2 separate regions of the Mus musculus genome follow, and region 2 is linked to region 1. Evidence: chromatin loops called from intact Hi-C (ENCODE). Cell type or tissue: heart. All regions are shown on one strand. Links, peaks and the distances in the headings refer to the core of each region. The heading gives the core; the rest is flanking DNA. Region 1 overlaps Tcf7l1 (transcription factor 7 like 1 (T cell specific, HMG box)). Region 2 overlaps Dnah6 (dynein, axonemal, heavy chain 6).

The links. A loop is a pair of places that touch in the nucleus more often than their neighbours do. Peaks named below come from ENCODE experiments on the same cell type or tissue, not always from the same donor. Only the 100,000 strongest peaks of a DNase experiment are listed, where the experiment ranks them.
Region 2: it touches region 1 in a loop (2.9-fold over the local background); 8 of 42 quality-filtered maps call a loop at or near these places.

Annotation. Positions count from the first base shown.
Region 1 is chr6:72,638,737-72,655,350 of GRCm38, forward strand. It overlaps Tcf7l1 (transcription factor 7 like 1 (T cell specific, HMG box)), which reads right to left. Exons shown (of 12, transcript NM_009332.3): 4 at 10,384-10,467. Gm31391 (a long non-coding RNA gene) reads left to right here and starts at 16,520. Exons shown (of 4, transcript XR_003956315.1): 1 at 16,520-16,614. In heart, for the core only: a CTCF peak has its summit at 8,760 (motif pointing right); a DNase peak (open chromatin) is centred at 8,895; H3K4me3 peaks cover 406 bases; H3K27ac peaks cover 1,067 bases.
Region 2 is chr6:73,149,983-73,157,982 of GRCm38, forward strand. Dnah6 (dynein, axonemal, heavy chain 6) reads right to left here. Exons shown (of 77, transcript NM_001164669.1): 21 at 6,359-6,478; 22 at 5,273-5,453; 23 at 2,687-2,783; 24 at 1,509-1,728. Among named protein-coding and RNA genes, the nearest start is that of Gm24533, 12 kb to the left of the region's middle. In heart, for the core only: a CTCF peak has its summit at 3,895 (motif pointing left); a DNase peak (open chromatin) is centred at 3,899.

The sequences.
Region 1 (16,614 bases), core at 5,039-13,038:
AGGGTTTGCCTGTGCGTATGAATATGTACTATGTGTAAGCCTACTTAAGTTTGATACCCACAGAGGTCAGAAGAGGGCATTGGATTTCCTGGAACTGGGGTTAGGGTGGTTGTAAGCCAGCAGGCGCTGTGATCCTGTGCAAGAGCAGCGAGTGCTTTTGACTGCTATGCTAGCCCTTGTCTCCAGCCCTGGTCCCTTCCTTGAGTGGCCTCTTCATGAGAACTTGACATACAATGTCAGAAGCTACTCTGCTCTGCTGTCTCTTACTTTCCCCAGATGCCAACTTCTGGATTCTTCACCGATTTCTGGTCCCCTATTTCTAATTACGCCCAAGTCTATCTTAAATTTAGCAGAAAAATATTCTGGAAGGAGCCAGCTGGCACAGATAGTAAGGGTGAAAGATTTATATGCAACAAGAGCCAGGCAAAGAAGAAGTTAATTAAAATTTGGACAAGAGGGACTTGCGAGATGGCTCAGCTGGTAAGGTTTAAGTCACCAAGCATGACAACATGAGTTTAATCACAGGAATTCACAAGGTGGAAGAACAAAATGACTGCTAAAAGGTATCCTCCACCAACACACCACCAGGTGTGTGCTGCTCCTTGGCCCCCAATAACCAGGCCAGGCGTGATGGCACACACCTTTAATCCCAGCATTTGGGAGGCAGAGGCAGAGGCAGGTGGATCTCTGAGTTCGAGGCCAGCCTGGTCTACAGAGTGAGTCTCAGGACAGCCAGGGCTACACAGAGAAACCCTGTCTTACAAAATAAGAGGATTTACATAGTGACTGAAGGCAGAGCAAGTTAGGCACGCAGTGAGAGGAGGGGCGATCCTGGCACAGGAACACTAGTGTAGATGCTAGGCGGTACACCTAGGGCACTAACAGAGGCCATGTACTGAGCAAGATAAGGAGGCAGTGAGGCCTCGCACAGGAGCAGAACACTGGGAACGGCCTGGGTTTCAGCTCTGGTGCCTCGGGCACAAACACTCCAACTAAGCTTGGTTTGATGGCACACACCCGCTTCCCGAAGGATTGAGAAGCTGAAGTTAGGGCAGTGAGCTAGCTCAGCAGGCAAGGCTTCTGAGTCTGATGGCCTGATTCTGACTCCTAGGACACACATGATGGAAAGAACTGACTTCCATGAGTCACACACACACACACACACACACACACACACACACACACACACACAGAGGTAAAAGTAATTTTAAAAAATTAAAAAGAAATGTCTGGGCAGTGGTGGCGCATGCCTTTAATCCCAGCATTTTGGAGGCAGAGGCAGGCAGATTTCTGAGTTCGGGCCAGCCTGGTCTACAAAGTGAGTTCCAGGACAGCCAGAGCTATACAGAAAAACCTTGTCTTGAAAAAACTCAAAAAAAAAAAAAAAAAAGGCTGGGCAGTGGTGGCACATGCCTTTAATCCCAGCATTTGGGAGGCAGAGGCAGGCGGATTTCTGAGTTTAGGGCCAGCCTGGTCTACAGAGTGGGTTTCAGGACAGCAGCCAGGGCTATACAGAGAAACCCTGTCTCAAAAACAAACAAACAAACAAACAAACAAACAACCAAACCAAAACAACAACAACAAAACCAAACCAAGCAAAAAACCAACAACGAAAAAGAAACGAAGTTGAGACCAATCTAAGTTATAGAATGAGACCATGTCTTTAAGTCACAGCACAAGGCCAGAATCCAAAATGAAACGTTCCAACCCTTAAGACAGCAAGGACCATGCTGCAGGCCAGTAAAGATGTAAAGATAAAGGCAAGGACCTGCAGGCCAGGGAGAGAGGATGCTCTGGGATTGGAATGTGCCCGTGGGTCCTTGTGTGCAATGGTCCTTGTGTGCAATGGTCCTTGTGTGCAATGGTCTGTCTTGAAAGCTTTGCAGGTTGGGCCTTGACTATAATTCTTTAGCTAACTCCTTCCTGATCAGAGGTCTCACCTCCCGTTCTCGTTAGTAGGGATACCACGGGGAACCGAGGGGTACTTTATCTTTTTGCAGTTGGTACTACTATTCCTTCCTGTGTGTCCAGACTGGCTTCAAACTCTTAGCACTCCTCCCTGGTGACAGGCCTCCCTCAGTGACCCAGTCCTGGGAGAACATTTAAAACCCCTGCAATCCAAATTGTTGTTAGAATTTCACCAAGGTCAACAGAACCGAGAGTTGTTTCTTGATTACCGAGCTCAACATCTTCGCTTCAAGTCCACTTTAGCTGGCATGATAGATCTCAGGGCTACAGAGCGAGATCCTATCTCAAAACCAATCAACGACAACAAAACCACACCAGCATGGTACACCATGGCATGGATGTGGGGGTCAGAAGACAATTTGCATAAGTAAATTCCGTCCTTTCACCATATGGGTCCTGAGGACAGAATCAGGCCACCAGACTTAGTGACAAGTGAGGTAAAGGCCCTCACCACCAGTTTGTGTAACTGTGTTATCAATGGCACAAATTTGCTTTGCTGCATTGTCGATTCTATCTCTGTGGAGGCCGGAGAGTGGGAGGTGTACGAATTTCAGAGAAACTAAAGGACAATCACAGAAAGAAACAGAACGAGGCTTCTCAACCTGTGGGTAGTGACCCCTCTGGGAGTCAAAAATAGCTTTTCACTCGGTAGCCAAGGGCCATCGGAAACCACAGGTGTTTGCGTAATGATTCATAACTGTAGCAAAATTACAGTTATGAAGCAGCAATGAAAATAATTTTACGGTTGGTGGTTGCAGCATTAGTAAGGTAAGGTTGAGAACCACCAGTCGAAGGAGTGATGCAGGCCTTGCCCTCTCGTCTTGACTGCCTTCTCAACCCAGTGGGTAAATACTCGTTGAGAAAGCATCTGCACGCCTTCCAATCCTCTCCCCAGAAAGCACTCACTAAGGACCCAGGGGCAAACAGCAGCACTAACATACAATGGAAACACCTGGCATCAGCTAATCCCAAAGCCAACATCTCTAACATGGGCGTGTTGACACAGTGGGTCTGCTCCTGATAGGATGAGGACACCTAAAGCTGGGCTAGCTCGTGTGACGTCCTGGGCTCCCTCCTGCCCACTGACTAAGCTGAGCCTGGTGGCCCAGGCGTGTAATCCCAGCACTCGAGGAAGGAGGGTCAGAAGTTCATGGCAGTCCAAGAGAACGAACCAAGTCTGAGGCCAGCCCGAGCTCTGTGAGGTCATTTACTCAACAAAACAAGAACAACAGAAAAGCCCAAGAAGGAAATGGCTGGCTTTATGTGAGAGTCAGGGAAAGGCAAGCTGGGCTGAGGCCCTGGGCTGACGGAAGCTGAAGTCACACCAATAAAGCCTAGAGGAGTGGTGCAGACGGAAGACACAACCAGCACAGCCGTTATTACCGTGGGCTAGAGAGCTGTGTGAAACGCTAATCTTTCTTTCCTTTTGCTTGTGTGTTATAAGCACATGGCCATGCATGCATTGAGGACAGAGGAGGACGCAGGGTGTCCTAACCCATCCATCACATTCCACCTTACTCCCACTTATTCTCACTGAAGCCTGAGCTAGGCTGTAACCTGGGGTTACAGGAACATGAGCGTGGGCACATCCTTCTGTCTTTTTAATGTGGGGGCTGGGGATTTGAACTCAGGTCCTCCAGTTAACACTATACACACTCTTACCTACTGAATCAACTATCTCCCCAGGCCCTACTCTCTCTCTCTCTCTCTTTCTCCTTCCCTCCCTCCCTCCCTCCCTCCCTCCCTCCTTCCTTCCTTCCTTCCTTCCTTCCTTCCTTCCTTCCTTCCTTCCTTGATATCTCTATTTTGGTTACCTAGGCAAACATTTCTGTTCCTAAGAAACCTACAGTGTTCAGGTCACATTTCCAACTATCAGGAATGGAAAAAAGAAGAAGAACATAAGGAGGGAGAGAGGGAAAACCACAGGAGCTGGCTAGATTTGTAGATCTGGATAAAAAGTATGTGGGAGTTTCAGGTAAGAAAGTTTGAAACTATATTCAAATAAAAATTAACATTAAGTAAAAAGTATAGTCAGTGTGGGAGAACAAATGGGAGGAACCACAGACTTATGAATTGCAGAGACTTCAGAGTCTACACAGGTGTCCTGATGAGATGGAGAAATAACACAAATTTCATTTATTCACTTTTAATTTATTTATAAATAGGACTTCATATGGCCATGTATAAATTTCCTCTATAGATAGATAGATTGCAGAGAGACAGGCAGCCAGAGAGGGCCTTACATAGCCCAGGCTGTCCTTGGACTCACTATGTAGATAAGAATGACCTTAAACTCTTCTTGGCCATCCTCCCCCTACGCTCTAAGTGCTAGGATTACAGACGTGGACCACCATATGCCCCTGCAATGTACAATACTAAGGGAAACCCCAGCCAGTGATTCGGAGAGCGTTCACGTGCTAAGCAACCTGAGGCTTCTCTGCTTGGGGCGGGGGCAGCGAGACGGTCGTCCTTAGAAGGAGAGCATCCAGGCTCTGATTCAGCCACCCATGCTTTGGCCAGAAGCTCTTCAATATGCTTCTGAGAGTGAGCCAGTGGATAATAACAAAATAGGGCATTCGCTATTACAATATTAGTGTAAGTGGCTGCGGGCTGCAGGCTTGGGTTTTTGTTTTTTTGTTTTTTTAACTCATGAACCTCCCCCCCTCCCCCGCCATGCTCCAGCCAAGTCTTGCTCTTTTAAAAATGTTATTACAGTTTTATTTATTGACTTTTTTGTGAGTGTGTGTATGTGTGTGGAAGCCAGAGGCCAGCTTGTAGGAGTCTGTTCTGTTCCCTCCGCCATGTGGGTCGTCAGTCAGGCTTGGTGGCCAGCACCTTTACTAACTGAATATGCACAGGGCCCTGAGTTCAATCCTCAGAGCCCCTAAACCAACTATGGTGGTGAGTGCCTGTAAAGACAGACAGACAGACAGACAGACAGACAGACAGACAGACAGACACACACACACACACACACACCAGTGGTACATTATGTAGCAACACATACATGCCAGCTATCGTCCCTTATGCTCTTTGGCACTTTCTCAAGTGACATAGTGAAATGAACATAATACTTTTATTTTTTGTAGTTGCTTCTTTCTGTTTTTGAATACTTGCTATGTAGCCCAGGTTGGCCTGAACTTCTAAGTCTCAGCCTCCGCCTTCCAAGTACTAGGATTACAGGCATATGCCCACACACCTGACTCATGCATCACAGTTATCATTTCTGAATGAGAAGAGGGAAATGGCTCTCGAGTAAGGAGATGTATATAAGGGCTATCCATCTTTCTCAGAGACCATTCCCCACTCCTGCTCACTTAACAAATTCTCCTTGTGCATATGGAAGATGAAATACTTGTGAACAACGACAATACACTGCCCCCCATCCTTCTCCGCGCTGCAGGAAGAGACTGGTGAAAGATAGGGTAGGGCATGGTCAGTGTGGGGGGTCAGTGTAATTGTCCCTAAGCACTGAGAGTTCGGTGCTCAAACACCACAGTTAGCTGCACAGGGGACTAGAGAGAGGGTTAAGAGCACAGGCTGCTTTTGCAGGAAACCTGGGTTCAGTTCCCAGTATCCAGAGGGCGACTCACAACCATCTGTAACTCAAGTTGTACACCCGTGGTCCTCAACCTTCCTAACACCGTGACCCTTTAATACAGTTCTTTATGCTGTGCTGACCCCCAACCATAAAATTATTTTCATTGCTACTTTATAGCTATTATTTTGCTACTGTTGTGAATTATAATGTAAATATCCATTTTCTGATGGTCTTAGGTGACCCCTATATAAAGGTTGTTCGACCCCAAGGGGTTGCGAACCACTGTTCCAGGGGCTCGATGCCCTCTTCTGGTTTCCTTGGGCATCAGACATGAACATGGTGCAGTCAGTCAGGCAAGCACTCATGCACATAAAATAAAGTCTTTCTAACAAAGCAGAACAGGAAAACCAAATAGTAACAGGCGATTTTTTTTTCTATCTTTCACCCCCAGCTTACTTTAGAGGTGTAAATGGAAAGAATACTAACCGCCAGCCCTGCCCCCATGACACTGGGTTGCGACTCACTGAAGACTCCAGCCACATGACTCACCAAATCTCTGCAAGTACGAACCCTATTTTCTTCATTGGCCCTACTCCCTGGGCAAAGCTTCTTCAAATAGTTTACTTCTGATCTAAGCTAAGTTTTCATAATCTAGTGTTTTTATTTCTCTAATAAAAAAAGAAAAGGAAAGGAAAGGAGAGGAGAGGAGGGGAGAGAAAAGAAAAGAAAAGGAAAGAAAAGAAAAGGAGAGGAGAGGAGAGGAGAGGAGAGAAAAGGAAAGGAAAGGAAAGGAAAGGAAAGGAAAGGAAAGGAAAGGAAAGGAAAGGAAAGAAAAGAAAAGAAAAGAAAAGAAAAGAAAAGAAAAGAAAAGAAAAGAAAAGAAGAGAAAAGAAAAACCAACGCCCCTGCTTCTGTGATCTTGTCCTAAGAAACTTCAGGTCCAGCTCACGCCCTCTGGCTTGGACAAGGAGTCAGGTTCCGTGATTAGGGAGGTAGGGAGCACCTCTCTCCCCAGCTTCATGTCTTTGATTTGCAATTACGGGAATGATTCTCAACTCTGGCTGCCCCTTAAAGTCGCCGTGGGGAGCTTAAAAAAAATTAAGATACCAGCCCCACCCCAGCCCAATTAAATCATATCCTTGGGGGATTAAGATGTTAAATTCTATGGGCTCATTATCTCTATTACCTTCGCAATCTGTCCACTTGTTTTGGCACCTAATTCGGGCCCTCATTACCTCTTAGTTCTGCTAATTAAACTTGATGTTAATTGTTCATTCCCTCTCTTAATTTCTTAACAATGACGACCGCAGCAGCAGTGGTGGCGATGAGGGTGAAGTGTGGTGACGTTTGGAAAGCTAACCCTTAGTGAAGAGTTACTTTGTGTTGGGCACAATGCTGAACTCATTACAGCACACCAGCTCATTTCTGCACAACTCTATGATGTCAGTGCTCCTCTAATCCCCATTTAATAGATGAGGAAACTGAGGCAGAGAGATGACGTAATTTGCCCAAAGCTTTGAGAAGAGAGGGAAGCAAAGCCGGGATCAGAACCTGCAGGTTTCCACGGCAACCATGACCAGCACATCTCAAGGCAGCGCCCTCCTCTCTGTTCTTGGGAGTTTGGATAAGCTGCTGTACTCTAGGTTGGTATTATTTCCCCTTGGGCGTTATTGAAATTCTTTATTTTATTTTATTTTATTTGGATTTTCAAGACAGGGTTTCTCTGTGTAGCCCTGGCTGTCCTGGAACTCACTCTGTAGACCAGGCTGGCCTCGAACTCAGAAATCCGCCTGCCTCTGCCTCCCAAGTGCTGGGATTAAAGGTGTGTGCCACCACTGCCCAGCGAAATTCTTTTTAAACATTGGGGATTTAATGTTTGCTTTCTATTTAATTTAATATTTTTAAAGATTTATTTATTATATTTATGTGAGTATACTGTAGCTGTTTTTAGACACACCAGAAGAGGGCATCAGATTCTATTACAGATGGTTGTGAGCCACCATGTAGTTGCTGGGAATTGAACTCAGGACCTTTGGAAGAGCCGTCTGTGCTCTTAATTGCTGAGCCATCTCTCAAGCCCTTAACTTAATTTTTTAAAAAATACAGGTTCTCCTTATGTAGCCCTGGCTTGCCTGGAACTTGTTATGTAGACCAGGCTGGCCTAAAATTTACAGAGACCTGCCTGTTTATGCCCTACCCATTCAGGTTTTAAAAAATTATATATATATGTGTGTGTGTGTGTGTGTGTGTGTGTGTATATATATATATATATATATATATTTATATATATATATATATATTTATATATACATACATACATATATATATGAAATATTCTGTGTGCGTGCGTGTGTGTGTGTGTGTGTGTGTGTGTGTGTACCACAGTCTGGTTGTGGAGGTTGGAGGGTGACTTGCAGGGGTCAGTGCTCTCTATCAAGTAGGCCCTAGGGATTATACTCAAGTCACAGGCATGGAAGCAAGCACCTTCATCTGCAGAGTCACCTCCCGGCCTGTTTATGTTCTGCAGTATTAGAACAGAGTATGATGATGTGGAGTCCACTGGAACATCACCTGCTTCACTATCTATAAAGCAACGTGTGCCATCGGTTCTTGCTTTTCTGTACTCGGACAACATGAGGCCTCTGTTTTCCCGCTGTGCTGGGATCTGGTATCCAGATCACTCATCTGCATTCTTCTGTCTCATCCACTCATCGGCAATGTCTAGATGATCGGCAGCTGCGACTGCCAGAGGCTTCTTGAGAGGTTAGGGATTTCATATACTTTTCTGTTACCCCGAGAAAGCCCTGAACAGCCGGTTTACGTGAGGAAAAAGGCCAAGAGCCAACAGTGTCCTGGAGCGAAGGAGGTAGGAGTGCCCAACACTGTCAGCTGCCCCCTAGATGGTGCCTAGAAATCGAGGAGATGAGTGAGTGTGGCAGTTAGAGCTGGGCTAGGCTGCCCTGGGTTGGTAGGGAAGGAGATGTGACTGGGCGTTAGTGGATGTGTAGGGTGATGCTCACAGGGAGGGTGAGACTTTAGATTTGAGAGGGAAATGGTGTCCTCTAAAAGGAACCCATGAAAAGATAGCCTCTGGACAGGAGAGGGGGCAGTGAGCTCTGACATCTTGGGGTTTACTGTGGGAGGCTCTGGGGTACCACAGAATGGGTGGGGGTCAGCAGAGATGGTAGGCAGTGAAGAAGATAGCTGAATCAGGGCTAACCATCCTTCCCTGGGTCTGATTCAAGCCACTAGAGGGCGCCTGTACCTCATGCTTACATGCAAATAGGACCTCGGAGATTAGAACCACTGCCTTGACACAAGGATTCAATAGTGTGGTGACAAGATACAGACCCTACCAGCAGTACATTGCATGTCTTGGGACAGCCTACCCTGGGTGGCTGGCTCTGCCCCCACATGGTTATTCCTGTCTACCTCCTGGCAGAGGGCTGTGGCAGTCACCCGAGAGCCGTACATGACATCATGTTGTAGACGACGAATAAGACTAGGGCTCTCTCACTCAGAGCTGGTCCTGTGATTGCTGGAAACGACGAAAGTTCGTCGCACCTCTATTTATACTCTGAGTGTATCTCCTCCCTCACAGCTGCCCTTTAATGAGCAAGGATTATCAGTATATCTTAAAATGTCCTGTGTGAGAAAACAACATGCCTGGGATTGGCTGTAAAGTAAGAGAGGCAGGAGAGGACCATGAGTGGCGGCAGGCAGCAGGGGAGTTTGTTTTGTATAATGTATTCTCCCTCCATAGATTTTTAAATTTGTCTCTAGTAGTTTCAAAGATCGCCATGGAACCCTAAGGCGGTGAGGAAGCCCTCATCCCCTGTCTATAAAATGGACAGGTTGAGACAGGTGAAGAGATCCTCTGTGCCTCTGAGACTCGCTAGCAAGATAGTCGTCACCAGATAGCCTGGCAGGCATCCGCGGAGCCTGGCTTTACTTCCTGGAAGACGGAATGCGAGGGTTAGATTCCAGCCTCATCTTTTATATGCATTGTGTGCCAGTGCTGGGTCATGAGAAGGCAAGGAGCCCTGCTGGGACTCCACTGCTCCTGGCTCCCCTTTCCTCCAAGACCCAGTGTTGCCACAGCTGTGCGTGCGGAGCAGCCGTTGGCCACATTTAAATGGATGCTTCCCTGAAACAGCTGGTAGAGAGGAGCCCCCTTAACTGCAGTCTTCCAGCTCCAGGGAGAAGAGGAGGGTTTCTGAATGAACCAACTGGACAGAAAGGACCTCTTGTTCATAGGAAGTGGGGAAGGATTTGAAGCAGGTGGCCAGGAAGAACCGGGGTTAATGGTCAGGGCCATGTGCCTTCAATCAAGCCTTCCAGGTGGTGTGTGCTTTTGTGCTGAGGTGGACGGAAAGGTGAGGAGGCTGTCTAAGACAGAACCTTTGGTAACCCCTAACTGTGCCCACACCGGGTGTGAGGGTTAATCTTCATTGTCAATCTGCCTGAATTTACAATCACCATGGAAACACCCTCCAGGTGTGTCTGTCTGTAAGAGTGTTGCCATAAAGATTTAACTGAGGAGGGGGAGACTCACCCTGAATGTGGGAGGCACCATCCAACGGGCAGGATCCCCATACTGAACAAAAAGGAAAAAATGAGCTGAGCACCAGCATCCGTCACTCTCTGCTTCCTGACAGTGGCTTTACCAGCCGCCTCACACTCCTGCCACCGGGACTTCCCCACCAGATAGCCGGTCCCACCAAACCGTGAGCCAAAACCAACCCTTCCTCCGTTAAGGCAGATATTTTAGCACAGCCGTGAGAAAAGCGAGACACCAAGGAGACAGACTCAGGAAGCTTCTGGAATGGGGAAAGGAGTCACAGACAGGGCCCAGGAAGCTAAGGCAGACTCACCAAGTGTGCTGGAGATGGCGACCTTGTGTCCTTGACTGTAGCACTGGAGGGGACATCGAGGAGGGGCCATTTCATCTGTAGGTACTGCATGGGGGACAGAAAACACGAAGCGGTGAGATGAACTCTCTTGGGCTCTCAGGGAGGTCACCAGCTGTAAGCCCACAGACCCTACAGGGTCAGTCACCTCCACTGCCACATGGTTCTAATATGGCCCAGCATACATTTATAGCTACTCCACGACCGCCATTCATCATCATGGCTGGGGCCAAGACATTAAACAGCTCAGGTAAAGTAGTAAGTGGGGAGGAAATGGATACACTCCCACGTGACCATCTTCTCCAAAGAACCCGTCATGGGGCTCAAGTCTTCTTTAGCCCCCCTGTGTAGCAAGGCAGATTATCAGAGAACAGATTCCCAAGTCTGGTCTGCCTTCCTCTGTTAAGGCAGATATTTTAACACAGCACGAGAAAAGTAAGGCACCAAGGAGACAGTGCCATCACCAATGGCACTCCCCAAGAAATGTACTTGTGGGAGTGGAAACAAATGGGTAAAGCATGGGACAGGGCAAGGCATAGGTCCAGGAGGTGGAGTACTCAGCTATCGTAAACGAAGCCCTATATGTAACCCTCAACTCCAAATACGTGGGTGGTGGTGGTGGCCTGCCTGAAATCCTAGCTTTTGTGGGTAGAAGTAGGAGGATCAGAAGTTCAAGGTCACCCTCTGCTACTTAACAAGTTTGAGGCCAGTCTAGAATATATATGAGGTCTGTCTAAAAACAAACAAACAAACAAACAAACAAACAAACAACAGCAAAACTCCTACCTGCCCCACAATCAAGTGTCATAAGTAATTATCATCTTCCTTTCTTTATTTGAGATAGGGTCTTGTTACACAGTCTTGGTTGGCCTGGAATTTATTATTTAGACCAAGCGGGCCTTGAATTCTCAGCGTTCTTGTTGCTACTAAACCTGGAGTACTCCGACTATAGGTGTGTGCTACCACACCCAGCATCTGTTCACAGTGATGGATGGTGACCTTGCTTTCATTAGTGTCCTTCAACCTTGGAACAATCACCCAGCACCCCGTCTCCTGCCATGCATCACTGGAGGGGAGAAAAAGGGATTCTTTCCATACCCGTGTGCATACAACTCACGCACGCATGCTCTTAGAGAACAACATTTCCTTAACTCGGGAATGGCACTCACTGTCTGACAGGAGGGAGCCTAGGGGAAGCGGTGGACCCTGGGCTTAGAGTACAGCCACAGGTACAGATCTTACTCAACCCAGGGAGGTTGTGACCCAAGACAAATGACTTAACAATTTGGAGTCTGTTTTATCACCTGTGGGGCAAGCTATTATGACTAACTTTACAGGTTGTTAGCAGGAACCGGACCACGTCAGGCACTGAACACTGTCTTACACATGGGAGATATTTGATAAATGGCAGCTCTTATGTTCATAAGCAAACCATTAGTCTTTGCCAGGAGCAAAAGCAAGCATGTTGTCCTAGAGTCAACATTGACAGGGTGCTTCTGGGCAGCCGACCAGCGAAGCAGCGTGTGCAGGAGTCTTGAGGCTGCTTTGAGAACTACATACAATTCTTTGAGAAGTGGAGGCTCGGGACGACTTTCAGAGACATAAGGAAGCCTTTGAATCATCCTTGGATTTCACAGTGGGTGTGGGGGTGGAACTGGCAGAAGAGCAGCGTGGGCAGGACAGGGGCGGAGTTTTTAGGAAGGTATTCACAAGGCTTATGGGTATAGCTCGGGTGGGCAGAGTGCTTTTCCAGCATGCATTGAGGCACTGGGTTTGATCCATAAACTGAAGGTAATAATGCACGCCTGTATTCCCACCTCACCTCAGGGGAGGTAGAGGCAGAAGGACCAGATGGTCAGAGTCATCCCCCTGATGCATAGAATGTATGGGACCAATCCTGGCTACACGTAATCTTGTCTGGAAAAAAAAAATGGGGTAGGGAGATGGCTCAGGAGGTAAAGGCATCGAGGAATCCTGAAGCCCACATAAAAATTGGGATTTGAGAGTATGGATCTATAAATTCCAGGAGTCTCACTGTGAGGCAGGAGACAGAATTGGCTGTGGTACTCAATGCAGCAGCAGAGACACGAAAGATCTTGCCTCAACAAGTGGAAGATGAGAACCGACAGCCCATCATGCCCCTCGCCAGACCCTTGCCAGAGTACCAGCCTCCAGCACCTCCTTTGTTTTGATGTTCTCCTATGGTGGTGACTTGCAACTGAGTAACACTGTCTAGAATTAACATCCATGTCTCATGGTGGTGGCCTACACCTTTAATCCAGCTACCTTGGACCTTGTTTAAGGAAAAAAAAAAAAGTAAGTGAAGTAAAAGTAAAATACAAAAGCAAACCATCCAGCCGTGGTGGCACACACCTTTAGTCCCAGCACTCGGGAGGCAGAGGCAGGCGGAGTTCTGAGTTCGAGGCCAGCCTGGTCTACAAAGTGAGTTCTAGGACAGCCAGGGCTATACAGAGAAACCCTCTCTTGAAAACAAAACAAAACAAAAACAAAATAAAAAAACAAACAAAAGCAAAACAAAGTGGGGTGATGGTAGCGCATGTAACTGTCCCAGTAATCGTGAGGCAGAGGCAGGTGGATCTCTGAGTTTGAGGCCAGTCTGGTCTACAGATCAAGTTCCAGGACAGCCAGGGCTACAGAGAAACCTTGTCTTAAAACAACAACAACAACAACAACAACAACAACAACAAAACAAAACAGAAAAGCATTAGTCTCCGTGAAATCCATCTGATGTTGAAGGGAAATGTCTTAGATTATATCACCCAACAACAGACACGTCTCTAAACCCATCAGCTCTATTCTGATCTGGTTTTCCTTTGTGTCATAAAAACATATGTGCTTATTGGTCGTCCCAGAAAGATCTTTAGATGGTATCAGGGTGGGCCAAAACTATCTGAATTTTGGTTTGGAACAATGTTTGGGGTCTTAAACATGGCCTTTTTCTTAAACAACACGTTGATGGCTTCTATCCATCAAATGCCAGCAGCCTCCCAGTCTCTCTTGGCAATTAGAAATGTCTCAAAGTCAGGGATGAAGAGATGTCTGAGCCATAAGAACATGTGCTGCATGCTCTTGCAGAAGACCCAGGTTTGGTTCCCAGCAACAATGTGGCAGCGTAAAACTGAGCTTAAAACTGCAGATCTAAGGGATCTGATGCCCTCCCCTGCCCTTAACAGGCACTGCACAAACACATCTAATAAGATGCCTGCCTTGGGCTTCCAGTAACAGAGAGAGACCTTTCTGCCTCAGTGCCGCACACAGGGGTCACAGGCATGCACCAGCGTGCTCAGGTCCCATACTAATTATAACTGAGATCGGGAAGCTAACAGTCTTTAAGCCCCGCCCACCACTGAAGTCTGGCTTTTTTCTGATACATCTGAGAGCAAGTGGATGTGGATAGTTGTCCTGTCACTCTGGTCCCATCTGGCTCTATCCACTCCTGGAGGCCTGAGGAATCCGTTTGGAAGGTAGAACTATGTTAGCGACTTTTGTCCCTTGTGTGTGGTGTACATTTGTCTGTAGGCATGTTCATGTGTGTGGGTGCACATGTGTATGGATATGCATGCATTCATGCCTAGCACTTTCTGCCTTGTTCTCTCTCTCTCTCTCTCTCTCTCTCTTTCTCTCTCTGTTTTTTCAAGACAGGGTTTCTCTGCGTAGCCCTGGCTGTCCTGGAACTCACTCTGTAGACCAGGCTACAGATTTTTGAACTCAGAAATCCTCCTGCCTCTGCTTCCCAAGTGCTGTGATTAAAGGCATGCGCCACCATGCCCGGCCCCTGCCTTGCTCTCTTAATACTGGGTGTCTATGATTGCTTTTTACCTTCTCTATTGAGGTAGGGTCCCACAGCTGAATCCCACCCAGAGCTTACTGAATCCCACCTCTGCCTCCTAAACACTGGGATTAGAACTGGGCCACCAGATGGGCATGGTGTTTATGTGGACGCCAGGGATCTGAACTCTGGTACTCACACTCCTGTGACAAGTGTTTTAACCACTGAGCCATGTCCCCAGCCTCCTTTTTAAAAAAGATTTTTGAAGAGACTTGTGGAGTGGATGTCAGAACTTTAAGACTCCCTGAATCACTTACAAAGCTCTGGATTACAGCATAAGCAGTGGGGAATTCTAAGTGCTTTGCGGGACCACGAACTAGGGCAGTCGGAGGTATCAGTGCCAGGAGCATGCAGGCATCTGCAGTTCTGAATGCCTAGGTCACGCCAGTGGAAAGAAACTGCTTTTCCAAAAAGATTTATTTATTTATTTTCAGTATTAATTCGGTCTCTGTGTGTTGTGTACATGTGTGTGGGTATCCACACAGGTCAGTGAGTTGGATCTCTTTGGGCTACAATTGCCTACGGTTGTGTAAGCCATGAACTATGGGTGTTGAAACTAAACTCGAGTCCTCTGCAAGAACAGTACCCACTCTTTAAACACTGCAACATCTCTCCAGTGCCAAGAAAGCTCTTTTTGGCAGTGGTTCCCATGAGAGGCCGGCCGCACAATTATCCTGGAGGTCACTGCACATGGGTGGAGCATGTCTGTGGGGATTAGGCTGAGCTAAGACTCTGGGCACAATAATGGTGTGTGGACAAATTAAAACAGGTTTCGCCAAGCCTTATCTAAGCTCTGTTGAACAGGCTGCGGGAGGCTCAAACTTCTGACCAGCACATCACAGCCGGGCATCAGCGCAGCCGATGTGCTCACAGCCTGGTCCAGCTACCCCGCTCTCCTGGGATGACCACTGAAGAGGCAAAGCTCCCTTTGTCTTCAAAGTATCAATACAACTCTTGGAGCTTCTATGACCAAAGGACCCCTCAGGATTCAGAGACAGAATAGTGCCATGCCACCAATCTTCAATATACTGCGTCAAAATGCTACAGTCTCTTGCGACACATACTATGGGCTGATAGACAGTTCCAATTTTCACAGAACCTTGGAAAATGGCTTACCCTTCTGCCATTCTGGTTTATAGTTAAGTACAGTGAAGCTAAGGTTTAAGATGTATCTTTTTGTTGGGGGCCATCAAGTTGGTCAGTAGGTAACGGACCTTGCCACCAAGCCTGACAAGTAGAGTTTGATTCCTGAGGCCTACATGGTGGAAGGAGAGAACAGACACCTGGAGCCTGGAAGTTGTCCTCTGACCTCCACACATGTGCTGTTGTGCCAATCACTACCCCTCTAGATAAATGAAATAAATGCAATAAAAATCGCTCGTTTAAATGTGTGCATGTGTGACTAGGTGTGGTGCATACATGTGTGTGTGTGTCCCGTCCTATTATCCTCTGTCTTGGTCTCTTGAGTCAGGTTTACTACACCGGAGTTAGACTGGTAACCAGCAAGCCCCAGGGGTCCTGCGGCCTCTGCCCACCACAGCACTCAGGTCACAGAGGCACGTGTGGCTACACCCAACTTAACTTCTAATAGTTATTATTTTATACATGTGTGTGCATGTATGTATGTCACCTGTGGAGGCAAGAGGTGACCTTTGTGGAGTTGGTTCCCTTCTTCCACCTTTCTGTGGGTTCTGGGGTTAGCTCCTCAGGTTAGAGAATTCCTCTATGTGCTGAGCCATCTCTCCAGCCTCCGGGGTTTCTTTGTTTCCTGGTTGTTGCTAATGTGGGTGCTGGGGATTTGAACTCAGATCTTCAGGATTGTGTAGAAAGCACTCTTCCCTACGAGCCACTTCCCCAGCCCTAGTATTCTAGTTCGTCTTGTTAGGGAAGGGAGATTTTAGTCCTAATTGTTCTCATCGGAACAGCCGTTGAATCTCTTGGCGTCCACCAAAAAAAAAAAAAAAAAAACAACAACAACAAAAAAAACATGGCCATGTGGCCTCTCCTATTAGACTCATTCATGAGATGCATGCGTAGCGATTGATTTTCTTCTCAGCAAGTGTTTTTGCATTCCCTGGGTGAGCTCTACTGGGCTACCCTGGTGTGCCATTTCTTGTACTTTACTGTGGTATGCTGATCAGAGCGCCACCTTTTCTATGTAAGGCGTATGAAAGATGTTTTCTTTTGGGCGACATTTCTCACAAGTGTTGCTTTGGACGCTACTTTGGCTTTATTAGAGGAGTACGGTACCTCTTTTCCTTAAAGTTCTGCAATCTCTCTTTGGTTCTCAGCCCTTCCCAGAGTCCCCCTAGGGCTAAGTGCTCGGCCAGGTGGGCTGCTTCCGC
Region 2 (8,000 bases), core at 1-8,000, 510 kb after region 1:
TGGACACCAGGACCCTGACACGAGGCTGCAGCTCTCCATAATTCTGTGGCCATCAGTCAGTCACCTAAGGGCAATGCCCCAAACCCCTCCATAGGTGGAGGACATGACCACAGATCACATAGCCTCAAGACCGATCTCCATTTTAATGAGGACCTAAAGGTCTGAAGGGCTTAGCCAATTAAGCTCCCATTCCCAGACACTCCTCCCTGCAAAAGATATTTAACCTCAGGTCCGCCCTGAGAAAGTGGGGTACTGTTTCACTCATCACCATTCTCTGCCATGACAATAAATGCTTTAAAAGCATGGACTGTCTCTTTTCATGGAGCGGGCCTTCATTTAAAGAGCCGCAGCTAGTCTCCCACAGAAGGCCTCTCAGTGCTCCCAGCCATGGCCTCCACCAAGCCAAGCTGCCCACCGAAACAAGCCAAGGACTCTCTTTCCTGGGGGACCCAGCCGGAGTTCCTCTGTTTTCCCCTTCGGCCCCAGGTTAGATCCACCCCGCAGGTCCCCACTCTGTTCTCAGCTCTTCTGTCGTCTGCGTGCCCAAGAACCAGATGACTAGGGCCTCTGCACAGTCCACAGTCCCAGGAGATTCCTGAGAGGGCTCTGGCAGTCCCTGGGGATCCCAGACTGCGCTCTCCGACCCCTGGAGCGGGGGTCCCTCGGCTTCTCATAGCCCTACACCTGCTCTCCTGCTTGCTTGCTAAGGGAAAGTGCAGAGCCAGGAGCGGACAGACACAGGACACATTAACCCCCACACTTCTCATGCTTCTTTCTTGATTTCTAATAACTCGGATATCTGCTTGTTTGGGATTCCCCTAACCACCTTTCTCACCTGCCTTTGAATTTTCATGTTTTCTCAATGTTCTATCCTTAATTCTCTTATTTTTTCCCTTCAGCACCAGCAATGATACATGCATGCATGTGTGCATCTATGTGTCTACGTAAATATGTATGTATGTATGTGTGTATACGTGTGTGTGTCCTCTGTGCTCTTCAGTCTGCCTATACTTGATTGTCTCAGTGGGTGTTCTCCATAGGCTGGCGCTACACAGCTCTAGAGGAGATGAAGTAACAAACTCTCACGCAGAGCTCATTAAGTCATTTACATACAACTGAAGGTCCCTGTCACCCTGCTAGTGATTCCATTTTGTGGAAGCCATTAGAGGATGATGAATTTTGATCCGGGTATCCTGGCAAAGGCCTGGCACGCTTGGCCAGCCACTGTTCCTCTTTGCAAAGCTGGCTAATCCTTGATTGCTTCTTGCCAGTTCACTCCCCAAACAGACCATCCATTGCAATTATCATGGTGACTTCTAGTCGCTGGACAATTTCTCCATTAGATTTCCGGCTCCTTGAGGGTGAGAGTTTTATCTCAGCTATCCTCAAAACTGCTGGGCTAGCAGAGTCTCTGGCAAGCGCAGGGTGAGAATGAGAGACCTGTACCCCGGGTCCCAGACATGTAATCATGTTCATCTACAGGGAACTATTAATCTAAAGCACCTTACCCGTTCCCCCTCAGGTGACAGCATTGCCAAGATGTCGTTGGTGAAGACCTTTTCTGGCTCAGTATCCATGCCGGGTATTTTCCCTTCTGTAGGAGGCATGAGGGCAAACTCGAGCTTTGAAATGGAGTCGAAGCATTTCCTTAGGTGAGGCTGCACGGCTTGCGGATTGCGTGTCTGGGCCAAAATCTCCAGGAGCTCATCATTTGACAAGAAGTAAAACCTGCCAAGGTAAAGGCACTTTAACATGAAGCCTGACTTGACCGATGCCCAGCCTTGGGTAGCCGTAAGAGACGAGGTGCTGCCAGGAGGACGCCCCGGGCCTCTAATCACACTTGTTTGGGGATCAGGAGCAGGCCACGTATCCCTAAAGAAGTTCTTGTAAAGGTTTTTAATGATGTATCTCAAACACCTAGGCCCAGTAGCTACAACAGAAAGGATTTTTCCAAGAATTATCAATAACAGTGGGTCTTGTTACAATGGTTTGCCTGCTGGTCTTCCTAGGCCTTGAGCCACACTAACCATTGAAGAGTTGATGGGCAGATGGGCACACTAACCATTGAAGATAGTTGCTGGGCCCTTAAAAGTGACAGAATATGATTCTGCAAACATACCATTTCCAACCGTACCGTGGCCATACTTAGAAATAAGGCATCTTTTATGTGTTTCTGTGTCATTTTAAGCAAAATGGGTAAAGAATGAGCTTGTCTGTACCTGACCACACTCAGGGTCACGTGATGCAAGTGTGCCTTAAAAATGCAATTGTTTCAGTCCTGGGTTTGTCTGAAACTCTAGATTTCCAAATCATGCCAACACTGCAAGGTGAGTTGCCAGGCTTCACAGGGACTCATGGTGAGAGGGGTGCAGACTCCAGGACCCCCCACTAAACACAGGGAATAGAAGAGTTAAGGCTGGAGACGCTGCAGAGCTGAGGATGTGGGAAGTGATGTTCTGTGGGTCCCCTGTACTCTCCAGGAGAGACAACTTTGCTCTCCTCCACTCCGAGTGTTATCAAAGCTCAGTATTTGCCCAACAGGTCTGAAGCAAGTCTGCAGGGATGGGAGCATGGGTATCCTCCTCTCCTGTCCAGGTCTCTGCTGTCTGAGGGTGTGATCTGCATCCCCATTCGATCTGCTCCCCAACAAGACATCTCAGGTTGCTGTTGTTGTCTTTTAACTTACCTTGGGAAGATAACTCTCTTTGACTCTAAATATGCCTCCAGACATTTCTGAATTTGGTCAAGTAATGCGTTATTGTTTTGAAAAGTCTCCAGAAGTCCTATATTAAAAAAAAAAAAGTTGGCCAAATTGTATTAAAATAGAGAATATGATTTCAAATGAAAGCAAAAGATATTAGCATTTTAAAAGTCTTTGTTTTGTTTGGTAGAATAGTGAATAATAAAATGGGAGTACTGTTAGAGAAGCTTAGTTTTTTTAAAAAAATTCTTCTTTTCATGTATGTGGTATGTATACATGTTTGCAGGAGCACATGTATATGTGTGTGGGTGTGTGTCTGCAGTTATGCACGTGTCTGTGTAGTCAAGGCCTGGCACTGATATGAAGACTCTTCCTTGATGGTTCCTTTACCCTTTTTTTGAGGCAGGGTCTCTCAGCCAAACCCAGAGTTCCCATCTTGACTCACTTAGCTCACTCTGGGTATTCCCTGTCTCTGCCTTCAGGTTTTATAATGCATCCAGGGATGGATGGCGTGTGAGCCACAACCATCACCCTGTATCTGAGCAGGTTCTGGGGGCCTGAACTCCAGCCTTCTTACTTGTGTGGCCATTACTTTAACTGCTAAACCATCTCCCAGCCCAAGAATTATTACACTTAGTTGATTGTAATCTTCTAATATTTACCTCGCTAGAACAGTGCTTTTAATTTAAAATAATTTTGGCAGGCATCCTCTGCTTTTAGGGGGCCGTGAGCCAGCGTCTAGAACATCCCTATTCTTTGCCACTCTCCTTTTATAAAATGTTAACTAATTTACTTATTTATCTTTAAATTTTCTGAGCATTGGTGTTTTGCCTGCATGTGTGTCTGTGTGAAGGTGTCAGATCTTGGAGTTATAGACAGTTGTGAGCTGCCATGTGGGTGCTAGGATTTGAACCCCATTCTTCTGGAAGAACAGTTAGTGCTTTTAACACTAACCCATTTCTCCAGCCCCTCCTTGTCAGCTTCTTATTGGCATGTTTTCTGTCATGGTTAAGTGCTAGGTGTGGTGATGGCTATTATTCTTCATTATTAAACTGGAACTCCTTAGGCAGTGGCCTTCATGACTCTTCATCTTTGTACCTTTGATACTGATCACATTGCCTGCTTTCCTACCTGCCCAAGACTCAAATCCCAGATCAGTGTCTTCTGAGACCCTATATAGTCAACAGCGCCATCTAGTGGCCAGCCACCTACTTACACACACTGGTCTTAGCCTTGTGTCCTAAGCAAGACTCAATCTCCAAGCACTCCACTCCAGCCCAGATGGGACTCCATCTGGCAACTTTCTAAGCATGTGTGTATCTTAGGGACCTCACATCATTCTTTATTCTTCCCTCTGCCATCAACAATTCTCCTTCTGAGCCACAGAAACTTTTACTCACTCTTTCCTGAAAGTTTCTGCTCAAAAGCCATTTTAATATATGTATGCATACAGACATGAATGCACATATACACACATACACACATACATACACACGCACATTCATGCACAGATATATGCATACACACATTTACACATGCACACATACATACACACACACACACACACACACACACACACGTGGGCACTACATGCATGCTTTTATGCATGCAAACACATACACACACACATACTAGCCCATAGACACTCCCTTATTCTACTTTAATATTTTCCATGGCTTTATCATCAGCTGGAATCAGATTTATTACAGGTGTATACTAATTTATTTGAAGTCTTTAAGGCCAGATGTATTTTGGAATCATATTCTTTTTTATTTCAAAAGACTATTTCCATTTATCAACTGATAAATTCTGTAAGAATCTCTGGGCAATGAACATAGCTCACAAAGTTGCCTTTTTGAGGCAGGGACGGTGTCTGAGACTATGGCCCATCAGAGTCACACGCTGCCATTAGCCATAGGACAAGCCAGCTGTCCAAGGCTTTGGTATAGAGTGTAAACCTCAGTGAGTATACACTGTTAAAACATTCCAACCCCGATGCTGTGGGAGGACATGACATCTCCAGTGGTGCAGCCACCAGCAAGACAGCCGCTATCCTGTAAACAACACTGAACTCGTCGGTTCACACACACAAAGACATGGGAGTGGGAGGGGACTGGAGGGGGATCAGCAGAAGTGGGATGAAGACCAGAGAGGGCAGTGGGGCTGAATATGAATATGATAAAATACATGACATGCATGCATGAAAGTGCCATAGTGTAACTCGTCATTATGTATAATTACTATATGCTAGGAAAAAATCTTTAAAACAATTTCGATCTGTTACTTGAATTGCAACAAGTGGAAATTATATATATATAATAGTGTAGTCCTGGCTATCCTGGAACTTGCTCTGTAGATCAGGCTGGTCATACAAAGATCTGTCTGCCTCTGTCTCCTGTGTGCTGGGATCAAGGGTGTGTCTGTCCACCACTGCCAGGTGCATAAGTGGTAATATTTTTAATTCGTTCTAGTGAACAAGCCGAAACTGGCCAGTGAGATCTTTAGAGGTGATGCACATGTCGGACAAGCAGGGAGCCTCCCTGTTCTACTTGTTTGCCTTGGGGTTTCTACCTGGCTGAGTCGCAGCCCGGAGCGCGTTAGGCAGCCGGTTGACCTTCCTCATGATTTCCTTCCATGACTTATCCACCTGAAGGAACATCTTGGCTTCTGCAGGCAGCTGCCTCTGAATGTCTGGGGCATTAAAGATGCTTTCTAGGTAGAGCCAGTTTCTCTGACAGTTCAGCCACTCTTCCTGGAGAAAAACATGGGACTGTCAACCTGGAGCTTCCAACTGGATAATCACTGGTTAGACTGGAGATTGTGGCTTTGGGAATTACTACATCTTTTCCTTGGGAGAGGCCCCATAAGTTCTTCGAAACAAAATTTCTTAAAAGAGCCCAAGATTCTGTCCAGCCTGACTCCATCCACCCTCTCTTTCCACTGAAGATGATTACGAGTCAGCTGTGTGGAAAGCCAGAGGGGTCCCATGACTCATGATTAAATGTGTAGAGGAAGCATTCTGTTGGGAGGCAAGATGATCTCCTGCAGAAGTTTGAAAGGCAGGTGGGCTACAGGTTCATGATGACTCCTAAACACATACAAGCCCAGCCTAGGACCACCCAGGGAGAGAGTCTTAGTGAGGAGTTATCCAGATTGCCATATCTTAGGAATAGCACAGCTATGGGATTCCCTGAGCAGAGGAACCCAGTACAAGCCAGGATCACTTCCTAACCCACACAACTATGGGACTCCAGATGTATTGTACCTAACTAATAATTATGTTGCTAACAAATGTATAACTCTAATTTTGTGATATTTTTTCGCCTATCAAAATAATTTACCAATGATGATAAAAGTGACAGTATGATGTAAACAGCCAAATACATGTGTGCTTTCTTCTCATTCTGAACATAATGTCAACAATTAAATCCTATACTTCTGAATTATATATTAAAACAACAATATGTGTGTGTGTGCATTCACACACATACATATATGCACACATATAATGGTGTTGTGGAGCAAACCCAGAACTTTGTACATGTTGGTCAATCCTTCTACCTCTGAGCTGCGTCCCTCGCCCCACAGAATCAGTATTTCCGAAGGCTTTGTGGCTCTCCAAATCAGAGTCCAGGAGCTGAAACTGCCCCTACTTACCAGTGTTTGATTAAATAAGGAAAGCTGTTTCTGCCAGTCATCCACTCGAGACTTCAGGGGACCCACATACCGGGATGAGGCAATGGTTGCAATGTTGATGGTGCTATCATCAAGTAGGACCTTCAGGGAGAAGAGGCCAGGACACAGGCAGACGCATGAGTCCTTGAGCTCAAGGTATTTGCAATTCCAAGGGCCCGTTTAAGGATAACTCATCTGAACAAGTACTATAGGCCCACCTACAGCTTCCTACACAGACAACTGCAAAGCTTGTTCTTTCACTGTGCTTACAACCCTGTGTATTCTCTCAAAGGTCACTAGGGGACACTTAACTAAGAGACTGTGTGTGTGTGTGTGTGTGTGTGTGCGCGCACGTGAGTGCATGCATGCCTGTGCCCTTGTATGCATAGGAATTCGCATGCTCATAAATGCACATGCATGTGGAGCCCAGAGGTCAACCTAGGATGATGTTCCTCACTTCCGTTTTGAGACAGCATCCCCCAGTGGGACCCAGGACTCTGCTTAGACTGGATGGTCAGTGAGCCCCAGAGATGCACACGTCTCTGACTCTTTAGTGCTAGGATTGTGAGCACGCATCACCTCCCTGCTCCATCCCAGCTTTCTAAAGTGTGAGTGGCGGGACTTGAAGTCAGGTCTTAAAGCTGGTATAGCAAATGTTTACTGACGAAGCCATCTCTGAGCCCCGGATTCTGCAGTCATTAATGGCATATGTTTGATTAGTTTAATGTTCTTCTCTTGCCCTCAACATTAGGCGACTGGCACCCCCTTTATACAATGTAGTTACTCTGGTGGGCTTTCATCTGTCAAAAGACGAAGCTGAATCCTCTGGAGGAAGCGTTCACAGCACCTTCCTCCCGACTGCTCCCCACACACAACAGCATCCCTCATAAAACATGCCAATCTAAAAAAATGTGTTGGTCTGAAACATTGAGTCGTTCATTGCAGCCCCGCCAACCGGCCCTTAACTTGCCTTGTTCACCAGCATTCATAGAATGATGTCTGATTTGCCCTCTACCAACAATTCCATCTATATTTCTGTCTTGTGGCCATTCTTATACTATGGCTTTGTCTTTTAAGTTGGGCTGTGGGACCCCTTCCCTTTGCCTTTAGATTTTAAGTGACTTAATGCTCAAAGTATACGGGTTAGATTTTATCCACCTGAACAGACAACATCGAGTTTAACTTCTCAGCCTGCTGTGCACTCGAACTGCTCGCTCCTGTTATCTTGCTGTGTTTGAAGTTCCCCCTACCCCGTTCTCCACCTCCCATCTTTAATGTCGGTTGTCCTGGCTGATCTGATGGAGGAAAGACTCTTCTACTACTTCGCATATAACTGATCACGTTATTTTAATTATTTCCTCAGCTATAGGCCTGGAACTCCTACACACACACACACACACACACACACACACACACACACCATTTTATTACTTTGGTAAATATTTGTGAATAAGCATTTGTGTCAATTATTTACATCTTGTTTTCCAAGTTAGTTCTTCCTTAGTGACTCATAGTTCATTTCCTTACCTTAGTCTTTCACAGAAGCTGCAGGACGTATGGTCAGGACTTTTTATCACAAAATTGCTCTCCTCCCCCTCCAGTTCTTTTCTTCATTTTGAGGCAG